2 separate regions of the Mus musculus genome follow, and region 2 is linked to region 1. The links are chromatin loops, found by intact Hi-C in ENCODE. Cell type or tissue: left cerebral cortex. All regions are shown on one strand. Each heading gives the region's core, and the rest is flanking DNA. Links, peaks and the distances in the headings are about the cores only. Region 1 holds the start of Zfp469 (zinc finger protein 469). Region 2 overlaps Banp (BTG3 associated nuclear protein).

Evidence for each region. Peaks named below come from ENCODE experiments on the same cell type or tissue, not always from the same donor. Only the 100,000 strongest peaks of a DNase experiment are listed, where the experiment ranks them.
Region 2: a loop joins it to region 1, with 2.0 times the contacts of the local background. A loop is called at or near these places in 1 of 42 quality-filtered maps.

What each region holds. Positions count from the first base shown.
Region 1 is chr8:122,227,843-122,233,215 of GRCm38, reverse strand. Zfp469 (zinc finger protein 469) reads right to left here and starts at 2,942. Exons shown (of 3, transcript NM_001362883.1): 1 at 2,805-2,942. In left cerebral cortex, for the core only: a CTCF peak has its summit at 2,311; DNase peaks (open chromatin) are centred at 2,346 and 3,247; H3K4me3 peaks cover 1,569 bases; H3K27ac peaks cover 686 bases.
Region 2 is chr8:121,987,349-121,992,721 of GRCm38, reverse strand. It overlaps Banp (BTG3 associated nuclear protein), which reads right to left. Exons shown (of 14, transcript NM_016812.4): 5 at 2,651-2,767; 6 at 1,019-1,194. Among named protein-coding and RNA genes, the nearest start is that of Mir7237, 12 kb to the right of the region's middle. In left cerebral cortex, for the core only: no CTCF peak of the experiment used is centred there; DNase peaks (open chromatin) are centred at 2,027 and 3,018; H3K27ac peaks cover 327 bases.

The sequences.
Region 1 (5,373 bases), core at 255-5,254:
TGCACCATGTCCCATACCATGGATGAGCACTAAACACCTGAGAAGGGATCCCAAGCCAGACATGACAGACTTGCCGGACATGACAGATGCCTTGGCTCTTTGTGTCTCTGGGGAGGGAGGTCATTCCCTAGTGTGCACAGTGGGTTAGGCTGAGTGCAGTCCTTGGGAACAGAAATAGCAGCTCGCATACGGCATAGACATCATGGCGCTAAAGCGGAGGCTCTGATACAGATGATGAGATGCCCTGGGGTTTGTGGCTTCTTGGTGAGCAAAGTACGCTAGCGCAGCAAAGAACCACTACTCACCCGTACTGACCGGATTTCTACCACTGGAAATGGTGGGATGCTGGCAGACTTCATGACAGGTCTGCAGGATAACACTGACAGCTTCTACTGCCCTGGCCCCAGCCTCAGCCCCAGCCTCAGCCCCAGGGTGAATGGCAAGCACAAACAAAAAGAGAGAGGCCAAAGAAACCTTTCCAGGTCGTGAGGGAGCCATGTCACCTCAATACAAAGCCCAGAGCCCACTTGGAGCCTTCCTCCCGCCATGCTTGGGTCAGAGCACTATGGGTCAGCTCCACAGAGAACGGGGCTGAGGGTGTCAGTCAGAGGTGCTGGGTGCAGAATGTTATTTGGAGATGGGCTGGGCCATATTGTAGCTGCTGTTCCTTTTAGAGAGGGGACACGGCTTCACCTGCTCTGGTGATGGCCATCGAGGACAGGGACAGAATGGGAGGTGTCCCAAGAGGGAAGGGAACTGAGTGTCCCAGGTAGGTGTGGGAGGAAGGGGCTGTGTTAAAGGCCCTCTCACCCTTCATTGTTCACGCACGAGTTCCAGGAGGAAATGGGGTGAGGCCAATGGAGGGCTGATGAGGAAAACAAGAAGCAGATGCAGTCCAGTACCTGGCCACCTGCTTCCATCGGCTGGAGCCCAGGACCAGCCAGGTTTAGTGACTTGCCCAAGGCCATGCTACCTGCCACACTTGCCCCTGGCCTGGGTATACCTGTGCAAGTATGCCCCTCCTCCACACCGTTGCAGCTCTAGAGGAGAAAGCAGACCCAGAAATGGAATTCTTCCCAAGATGGATTGGGGGTTGGCCCAGAAGCCCAGGCTGCACATAAGTTTCAGTGTGTGGCCTGGCCTCTGCTTCCAGGCCATGTCAGTACTTAGCAAGGGCACGCAGAGAAAGACCCAGGGCTTGCTTCCCAAAGCAGGTGGCAGGACACTTCCTGGCTTGCAATGCCAAGTTGTAAAAGGTACATGCTCCAAAGACTTGGTGGGGAGTGACATACCACTAACTTCTCCAAGGCAACTGTGGCAACTCCAGGCTTACTGTGTCGCCTGTCACTCCAGGTGATTGACAGCTAGGGGCTTGGGCTGAAACGGATCCTCCAGTAGCGGCAGGACAGAAGGCTCAGGCTGCTGTGAAGGAGTGAGAGGCCATCGCTGGGGGCATACAAGCAGCCACTGACCTGGGTCGGTGGAGGGTGGGGTCTTGTGGAGACTAAATCACTGACACTGTAAGCTCATGACTTCAGAGCTCTCTTTGGCTCTCCCACGGCCTCTACAATGCCCTGGGATACTGACAGCCTGGAGTCCACTTGCTTTGTCTCACCTTATCTCCCAGACTGAAGAAACCCTGTGCCGTCCTCTGCTGCCTTCTCCCATTCACAATAAGGAAGACACACTCTGTTGGCTCTGCCCAGTTGTTTGGGACCTGCCAGGCCAAGCTTATGGCAAAAGGGACCTGCCAGGCAAGCTTATGCCATCCTGAAGGGACTGCTGGCCAGCTGCTGCTCTCCCCGACTGGCCCCGTCAATATGCCCAAGCATTTTGCCCGCTTGTCTGTTATTTTCCGGACTTGGGTGTTGGCTGAGTAAAGACGGTTGGGACAGTGCAGGACACAGAGGCCTCGACACACCTTTGTCCCTCTAACAGGGGGAACTGGACCAGAGTCAACTGGCAGTGTGGCTCTGGACTGTCAGCACCTCTGCTGCTTTCCAGCTGTGCAACACAGGCCACTCTGACCCTCTTCATCTAGAGCACGGGGTTCCACCCATTTCACTAGGAAGATTAAATGCAGTAGTAACACGTGGCACAGTCCCCACACAGCCGGCTCAGAGGAGCCCGAAGAAAAGCCATCAACTGTCTCAGCTGGAGCCCGAGCCCCACTCAGCAGCCCGGCTGTTCCGCTTTCCTGTCTGCTATGCACATCCCTGCTTCTACCCTGGGGTCTCGGGTGCAGGACAGGGTCCAGGCCGCCACTGGAAGTCCGATTGAATCCCGCTACGATACCCTCCCCTTCCCACCATCGCCACGAGGGGCGCAGTGTCTCCGCGGTCGGCTTAGCTTAACTCCGTGGACTCCTCCAGCGGAGCTGCCCCAAAGCACAGGGTGGGTGGGGGCGCGATGGGCCTCCTGGCGGAAGCAAGAGCGTGGTGACCCTCAAGTCCGCTAGCCGGACCCCATCCCGCCCGCGGAATCAGACCTTAGGGGGTCCCGAGCGGGCGGCGGTGGAGTAGCATACGAACGGTTCCAAGTCGCAATGAATGAGTTACCGCTTCACCTCCCGCAGCCCCGTGGCTCCGACTCCCCTGGGCTCTGGTGATGCTTGCTCTGTGCTTCGCAACTCGCGGGCGACATCCCCAACAGCTCTCTCAGGGGCTGGGCCAGGCAGCCCCGAGTTCGGTACTCGGCGCCTGCAGCTCGTCTCACCGTGTGTCGGAACCCGAGGCCAGCCGTGCGCCTGGAGGGCAGCGCGGTGACCGCACCCGTCCCTGATCACCCCAGCGACGCGCACTCACCTCCGCCCCGGCCGCGCGTAGCTCCAGTTCCCGGGACGCGCGGGGCGCCCGCGCCCGGACCGCGTAGCCCCAGCGCTCATCCCCGCCCGCAGCGCCCCGGCCGCCCGCCCGCCCGTCCGCCGGGCACCGAGCCGCCGCGCTGCGCCTGGGGCGGGGTGCGAGCAGAGGGCCGCCTCCCGGGCCGGTCCGCGGGCAGCGCTCGCGCGGAGGCCGGACGCACAGCAGCGCCCCGGCTTGGGTTACACGCTTGCGCCCCCCCCCCCCCCCGCCCCGCCCCGGCTATTTTTAGCACGGCTTTTCCTAGGTGTTGGTTTCATGTGATCCACCTAGCCACGCCGGCCTGGTGGGAAACTCTCTCCCCGGTCACCAACCCTCTCCCCCCACAACACGCTCCTTGGCCAGTTCTACAGCTGGCACGCCGCTGGGCGGAAAGCCTGGCTTCAGCGCAACTTCGGAAACGGCTGCCACCATTCCACCGTGTGGCTTCCAGTCGCAGCTCTATCCATCCTTCGCTCCTCCCAGTCCCTGGGCCACCAAAAGCAACTAAACCTCTTCCTCTGGCTTCTGTCCCGGAAGGTTAGGGCCCGGGCCATAGCTGACACCTGTTTAGGGGAAAATTCAGGTTAAGCCTCCCCCTACCCCCCAGTACATAAGTCTGACACTCTAAGGTGCTGCGGCCTGGAGTAGATGTCCAGCGGGCTTCTGTCATAACACAGAGCTCGAAGTCATCAACCTTGGTGGCTTCCTACTGGGCCATCATCCAGCCTGGGGATGAGCACACTGGAACGTAGTGGGGACCGAAGGAGCTATTTAGGTCTCTAGAGACGGAGGGGCACCTTTAAGATCATCTGACAAAATGCCACATCTAACATGAACCCAAGCTTCACAGATCAGGAATCTGCCAGAGGCCACACAGCTGGAAGAGCTTATGTTAAGATGTTCAGCTCAGCATGAGGGTTCAATGCCCCAGCATTGAGTAAAAAGGCAAGGTGTGGCGTGTATTTGAACCCAGTGCTGGGGAAGCAAGAGCCAGGCAGATCCCTGGGGCTAGCTGGCCAGGCAGCTTAATTTACTCGGTGAGCTCCAGGGTAACCTGTCTCCATAACAAAGCGGACAGCACCTGAAGCCGACCTCTGGTCTCCACGCACACACGTACACGATGTGAGCTCACAGCCCCAGGTCCTGAGAGAGAGAAGATCACTGACTCCACTTTAGATGAACTGGATCACTGACCATTGATCTGTGGGCTTCTCAACAGGCGGGGGTACTTCACGGAAAGAGACCCTGTCAGAAAGAGCCCTTCCACAGCTCCCACCCCCAGTAGGTCTAGCTGCCACTCAGAAGTTCCAGTTTCACTCCTGGGAACACCTTTATCATGCAAAGCAAGGCTGGGCGCAGGCTTCCAGGATGCTTCCTGGGAAACTCCTGGCCTTGGGCAGGTCCCAAGGCCTATGCTGAACCACTCACTTGTGAATGGCCCTGAGCTGCAGTGTGCTGCAGGGCAAAGCTGATCTTCCTGGGACTGTGCAGTGTGGCATGTGACAGTGAGTGAGCCCGAAGGGGATGCAAATGTGAATAGAATCTGGGTTGAGAGGCCCCCACCCTGCCCTGCACCCCAGCTCTGGAATTCTGATCACATTTCCGCAGTATCATTCTGGGCCTGTGGACCCAGGATCTCTTGCTCCTCAGAAAACATCCAGGAAGGGTCTGAGAAACTAACTGTGAGTGGAGGAATACCCCAGCTACCAGGCTTCCCAGTCCCTACTGCTGGGGTCCCACCCACCCGGGAGACCTTGGAAGACATATCTGTTTTAACTTTAAGGAAGGCCAAGATTTCAAAATATACCAGTGTGTTTATGTATGTATGTATGTATGTATGTATATATGTATGTGCTTGGGGCATGTGCATCTGCGAACACATATACATGCATATGTGTGCACATAAACATATATGTGTGCATGCATGTAGTATTTGGACACATGTTTCTCTAGCTGTGTGCCTCTGGACACTGCCCAGGCTACAGACACAATAACCGAGGTCACTGGTGCCCCCACCTGCTGCTACAGCCTTAACAGTGGACAGGCCCTGTAATTCTCGAGTCAGGTGGGTGTGAGGCCTACAGCCCTGTCCTACTGCTCAGGAGGCCATAGCAAGGCAGGTCTCCTCTGCTTGGCAAGCTGCTGCCCCTTTTCCAGGCTCTGGTGCTGTCTTCAGTCCTCTGACTGGAAAGCCTGCATCCTCTCCCATGGCTACCCGTGACTGATCAGTGATGTTGAGGCACAGGTGGGGCCGTAGTAACACTGTGAAGCCTCGGTGTGCACAGGATGGCAGGGTCAAGGTCTCCTCTCACTCTAGACATCAGTCACATGAGCATGAGAATGCTGTTATGAGACTTTTCTGAGTGACAGGGTCCTTCCTCAAGGATGCCTTGGACTTATGTCCGGCAGCCTCATCTTCTCCTCTCGGTCCTGAACAAGAGCCAGAGCTCCTGACAGAATGACCTCTTTGTCCTGGGAGGAGCTGCTAACACACACACACACACACACACACACACACACACCTGGGGCC
Region 2 (5,373 bases), core at 279-5,278, 240 kb after region 1:
AGGAAAGCTTTCCTCAGTCCATGGTCACTGGCCCTGTGGGAGCCAGTCATCATGGAGGAAGCCTGTGGTAGAGGAGGCTATTCATCCCGTGGACCTGAGACACAAAAGGAAAGGCCACATGGGGCCAGGGCCCCACTCCTCCTCAGGAACTGCCTCAGTGGCTCACCCCATGGAAGGTTTACCTCTGAGCAACAGAGCCATGACCGCGGTCAAACTCTTAGCACACAAACTCTTGGGAACGACAATCTCCATTTTAGCAACTGCTAGACCGTGAACTGTAAAACCATCAGTATGTGGTGCCTAGCTTCAACTCCTAACACTGCAATTTCAGATACAGTAACATACCTAAGAGCAAAATCTTCATTAAATCGGAAAAAAAAGCGCTTATAGGAAAACCCAGTCATTTAGATGAGGAGACAGAAGCCTCTCACAGGTACACAAAGTCTATGCGTGGGATTTGCACACAGCTCAGTCAGTCAGAGCTCCTTCCTTTCTCGAAACATCCCTGTAAATTAGTTAGAAGCAAGGAGGTACTTCAGACTCTTCAAGGAAGAAGAGCCTGCCCCACCATGGGGACCCCAGGAAATCCCGGGGAGGAGCCGAGGGAAGGCAGCCCCCGCATTGATCTTCCTGGCTACTCGCAGATCTCCAACACAGAGGCAGCCCAACCCAAGAAGACTGTACACCCTAAGCATAGCAACGGCCTCTGGAAGCCTACAGAGAAATGCCAAGGACAGTGGCGGCCTCAGGGGCATGGTCATGAAAGCTACTTTTCCTCAGGAAGCAGGCCATCCAAGAAGGCAACCCCATCACAGACATGCCAGGAACTTGAGAGAGGCACAGGCGCAGGGAGACGGGCACAGGTGCTGGCAGCCACAGTGGAATGCCAGCTGCTTAACTCTCTTCATCACTGTCTCTTCCTGTCAACAGTAAGCCACACCCCCTTCTTGCCAACAGTGAGCCACACCCCTTCCAGAAGAACAACACAGACACAACTATGACAGTCCTAGGAACGCACCTTCGGAGTTCAGGGTGATGAGTGTGACGTTGCTTCCAATGTTCTGGCTTCCTGGCTGGCCACAGTTAGACACGGAGTCACTGGCCTCTGACCCGCTCTCCCCATCTTCGTTGTGGCTGTCGTCCTGACCAGGCACTTTCACCACGATGGTGTTCTGCCGACGCCCAGGAACAGCGCTGGCGGGAAACAAACACAGCAGCCCAGGCTGTGAGAGGACATGAGTGGTACACTGAGATAGCCCTGACTCCCGCTGCTATGTGGACTTATCCCAGTGTCTAGCTGAGCATGGACCAATGTACAAGGTGGGTCCCCCAACATGCGGTATGTCCCCACACACACCCTCCATGGAGATGAGCAGCAACGTAACACAGAAAGTCTGAGACCAAGAAGACACATAATATAAAGCAACTGCTTAAAAATATGAACAGCACGAAATAAGTAAAACCACAACTCCCTGAGACTCAGCCTAGAATCCGGCTTCCAGATCTTAGAGGCCATCCTCACATGCATAATGGTCATCATGTGTCAGAGAATCTCCATCCATCCATCATCACCCACGCTGTCAGACACCCAAGATGACTCAGCCTCCAAAACACCTCCACACTCCCTATGACTCCCACAGACAAACCCTAGAATCAACTTCCAAGGCCATGAGGATGCCAGGAGTCCTCTGGGAGCCATTCTCGGTGCAGGCCCTGAAGTGCAGCAGCAGCCAAACAGCTGGCAGCAGAAAGTGCTCAAAAGGCCCAGGACTGATTTGTTTTCTGAATGACTGTTAACACTGTGGACCATGACTACTACACAGCACAGAGGAAGCAAAGCTCTAGCTCCCATCAGCAAAGTCAAAGGGGCCTTAAAACTCCGGCCAGCCCCAGAGGCAGGAGGCCCTTCCTGAACTTGACCCCACAGAACTACCCACGGTGAACTGGCTCCTCAACACTCCACACCCGTGGCCTCAGTGCGGGCCAGGAGGCACATCCTCGCCCCAACAGAGTGGCAGGCCTCCAGCACTCCACACAGCACACACAGCAGCCCTAGGCCTCCTGTTGCCTAGAGAACTGGTCCAGGACAAGAAGCCAGAACAAAGCTGGAAGGAGCTACACCCCACAGAGAAAAAAAGCAAGACAGGAATCTGTGAGAATACTGCCAGTAATTAAAGGTGACCAAGCTTTCCTGAGGCAGTGACAGAGCCACGGGCAGAGGCCCCCACGGGGCATGGCTCTTGTACACTTTCATTTCTGATGGAAGTTCCATTCAACACATCTCAAAAGATGGGGATGAGAGAAAAAGTCACAACTCGACACAAGTACATCATTTGCCAACTGAGGAGAGGCTCAACCGCAGAGCAGGCAGATGGGGTGGTCAGCTGACCACACGCACTAACTATCGAGCCTCTTCACAAACCAGATCCAGCCCAGCGGTTCTCACAGCTGCCCACCCCTTGGACTGTCTCACCCCACCATTGCTAAGCACCAGGCTGGCCCTTCCTGACCTAAAAACTATGGTGGCTGCTAACGGAATGGACCCTGTGACTACAGACATGGACATGTGCTCAGACTGAACCCTGGCTCAGGAATGCTCACTTATCCTCATGGCAGTGGCAGGGGAGGTGGGGTGGTGATGGCTACTGACTTGCTAATGATATTTTCCAGGGAATCCGGTGCCCTGTTGCTCAATGGGTCTTCCATCTTGGCTACAATGGCGTTCTGCCGATCATTGTTGAGTATTACTGTAGTCTGGGGGACGACGCTATGAAACAAAAGAATCACAAGAAAAAGAAGACCTTAAAACCACAACGTTCATTGTCAGAGCACATGCATCATTTAACACGGTCGGCTCCTGGGGCCGCAGCGGAAAGCGGAGCCCAGGCCAGAACAGCTAAGCTGGAGCTGGGCTTCTCCAGCTTCCTGCTGGTTGGTATTCTTGGTTGGCCCAAATGCATAATTTGGGCAGAGTGGGCTGTGAACATTTAACAGAGTGGGCAGGACAGGCTAAGGCACCCTCCTGTCCTACGCACCTGCAAGCCATCTCAGCAACAGGTTTACATGGAAACAGGATCCTCTTCACTTTCCCCTTGGGTGTGTAATGTGTGATGTGTATGTGTGGGGTGCGTGTGTGCACTGCATGCATAGGAGTTGTGTGCAGAGTCCAGAGCAGGGAGCGGGAGTTTTCCTCCACTGCCTCATTCATTTCAGACAAGGTCTATCACTGAAGAGTAACCTAGTCCATTCAGCGAGGCTGGTAAATCAGCAAGCCTGCGTGGGATCTGCCTGTCCCGGTCCCCTTGCTGAGACATGCACTGCCATGCCTGGCTGTTTATGAGAGTGTTAGGGATTTAATCTCAGACCTCCGTGCTTGCAGAGGCATGAGCTAACCCACTGAACCAGCTCAGCTCCCCAGCGACTTTCAACCGCATCCCTCCAAAACTGAGACGGCATGCTGGTCTCATAGCTACCCTCCTCATGTCACTCCACATCTGCCCTCTAGAGTGGGGCAGCCAACCAACCCATGGGCAGCAAAGGGAAACGTGCTCCCGCGCCACCCACAGCTCTCTAAAGAGTGCACAACCACAACAGGAGGCCTTGAGGCTTAGGTTTGAGGAGAAATTCTAGGAGAGAATGGACCAGGGCCCAAGAGTCACCAGGTTCAGCAACGCCCAGGAGGCAGGACTAGGGTGTGACCGAGCGGGACATGGCTCTCAGAGGCTCCTTCCCACTGCACTCCTCATGTCAACTCAGAGCATGGCAGAGTTGTCTAGTGTGGACTACTGTGAAGAGCCAGGGCTAAAAGGAACCGCCACTTGATGCAGCCAGTTATATTACCTGAAAACCCAGTGTCCTTGTCCAGAGGAAAAGGGTACCTCCTTACTAAACAGGAAGTGTAAGTACCAGCATGACATTCACTTTTGTTTCTTAGTCATTCTACTTACTCTCTGGTGACACCTAAAGTGACAAACTAAGAGTGAGTGTCCACAAGGATCCAAAGTAACCCATGCAATCTCTGCCTGCTTCTGTGGCTGTGTTGCCTTGGGCACACACACTTGCCACACTCACAGCACAAGATGGAAATGGCTTCCAAGGCCTGGTACCATACAATCCTATCAGCCACAGCTCTTCCACAGTAACCAGAAAACACCGGAGAGTAAGTGGGAAAAATGCACATATGCTGGAGCGTCTCTCTCTCTCTCTCTCTCTCTCTCTCTCTCTCTCTCACACACACACACACACACACACACACACACACACACACGCTTCTGGGAATATTTGTCACCAATCTAGGATGGGAAATGAGGAAACCATTTCCAGGCGCCTGAGAACGTGGATGTTCTGAAGACAGGACTACCTCCCTTTATGTCACAGGTGTATGGCCACAGACCACATGCTTCCTCGTTCTCCTGTGTGACTTCTGGGGTACCTGGGCTGAAATACCCTCCTAGTGACTTAGTTAAACACAAACCTAGGAGCTGCTGGAAGGGGGAATCTCACAGATGGGACTCCAGCTCCTCATTAGTTCTCTGTGGTCTGTCAGGGAGAGGTGACGGGGAAGGAGGGGTGGCCTCTCAGGAGCCCTCCAGAAGGAGGCTTAAGCTGCTCTGGCCTGAGACAGCCCCTTCCTGCCACACCCTCACATGCCATCCCTAGACTGCACACTTGTTCAGCAGCTCCTGAAGCGGCTCCTAGAGTAAACCATGTAGGAACGCACGAGCACACCAAACAGCCGTGTACACACATAAGCCCCATACACTCAATGTTGTGAAGTAACTACAAGTTTCTTGGGAGCACACATAGCCCCCAGCTATGAAATCTGTGTAGCCTGAACCTAAAGCAATGCCAGCAAGCAACCCTGAACCCACACATGAGTGAGAGGCAAGCCTCCTTCAGATGCCATCATATTCCACATGTCACCTGCGTAGCTCTGGGCAGTGTGGTCCCCTGCACAGGTTCAAAAAATGTCCCTTTCCCAGAAAAAGCCCTGCTCTGCCACCTCCTGGGATCTCTCCAGAGAAGCATCTGTCTGTCCTTGGAGAATGTTACGTATGGAACTTGCTGGCCAGCCACAGGAGCAGCTCATGATTTTTGCTTCGGTGGCTGGGGACTGCTCCATGCATGGCATGGACGTGTTAGTGAGCCTTGCCCACTGGAAAGGGTAAGAGTGTCTATAGGTTTCCTCCTAGCTGCGCCTTGATAAAGAGCACACAGAGTCTTGAGAACCACTGCCTGGCCATGCAGGAAGGACACTCAGCTTCTAAGGCCTGGCCATGCTGCACAGGAGAGCTCCCGTCTTCCACATTCCTTCTGGCACCAAGGGCTACCTATCGTCCTTTGATTCATCTTAACCGTGTACAATACAAGCCC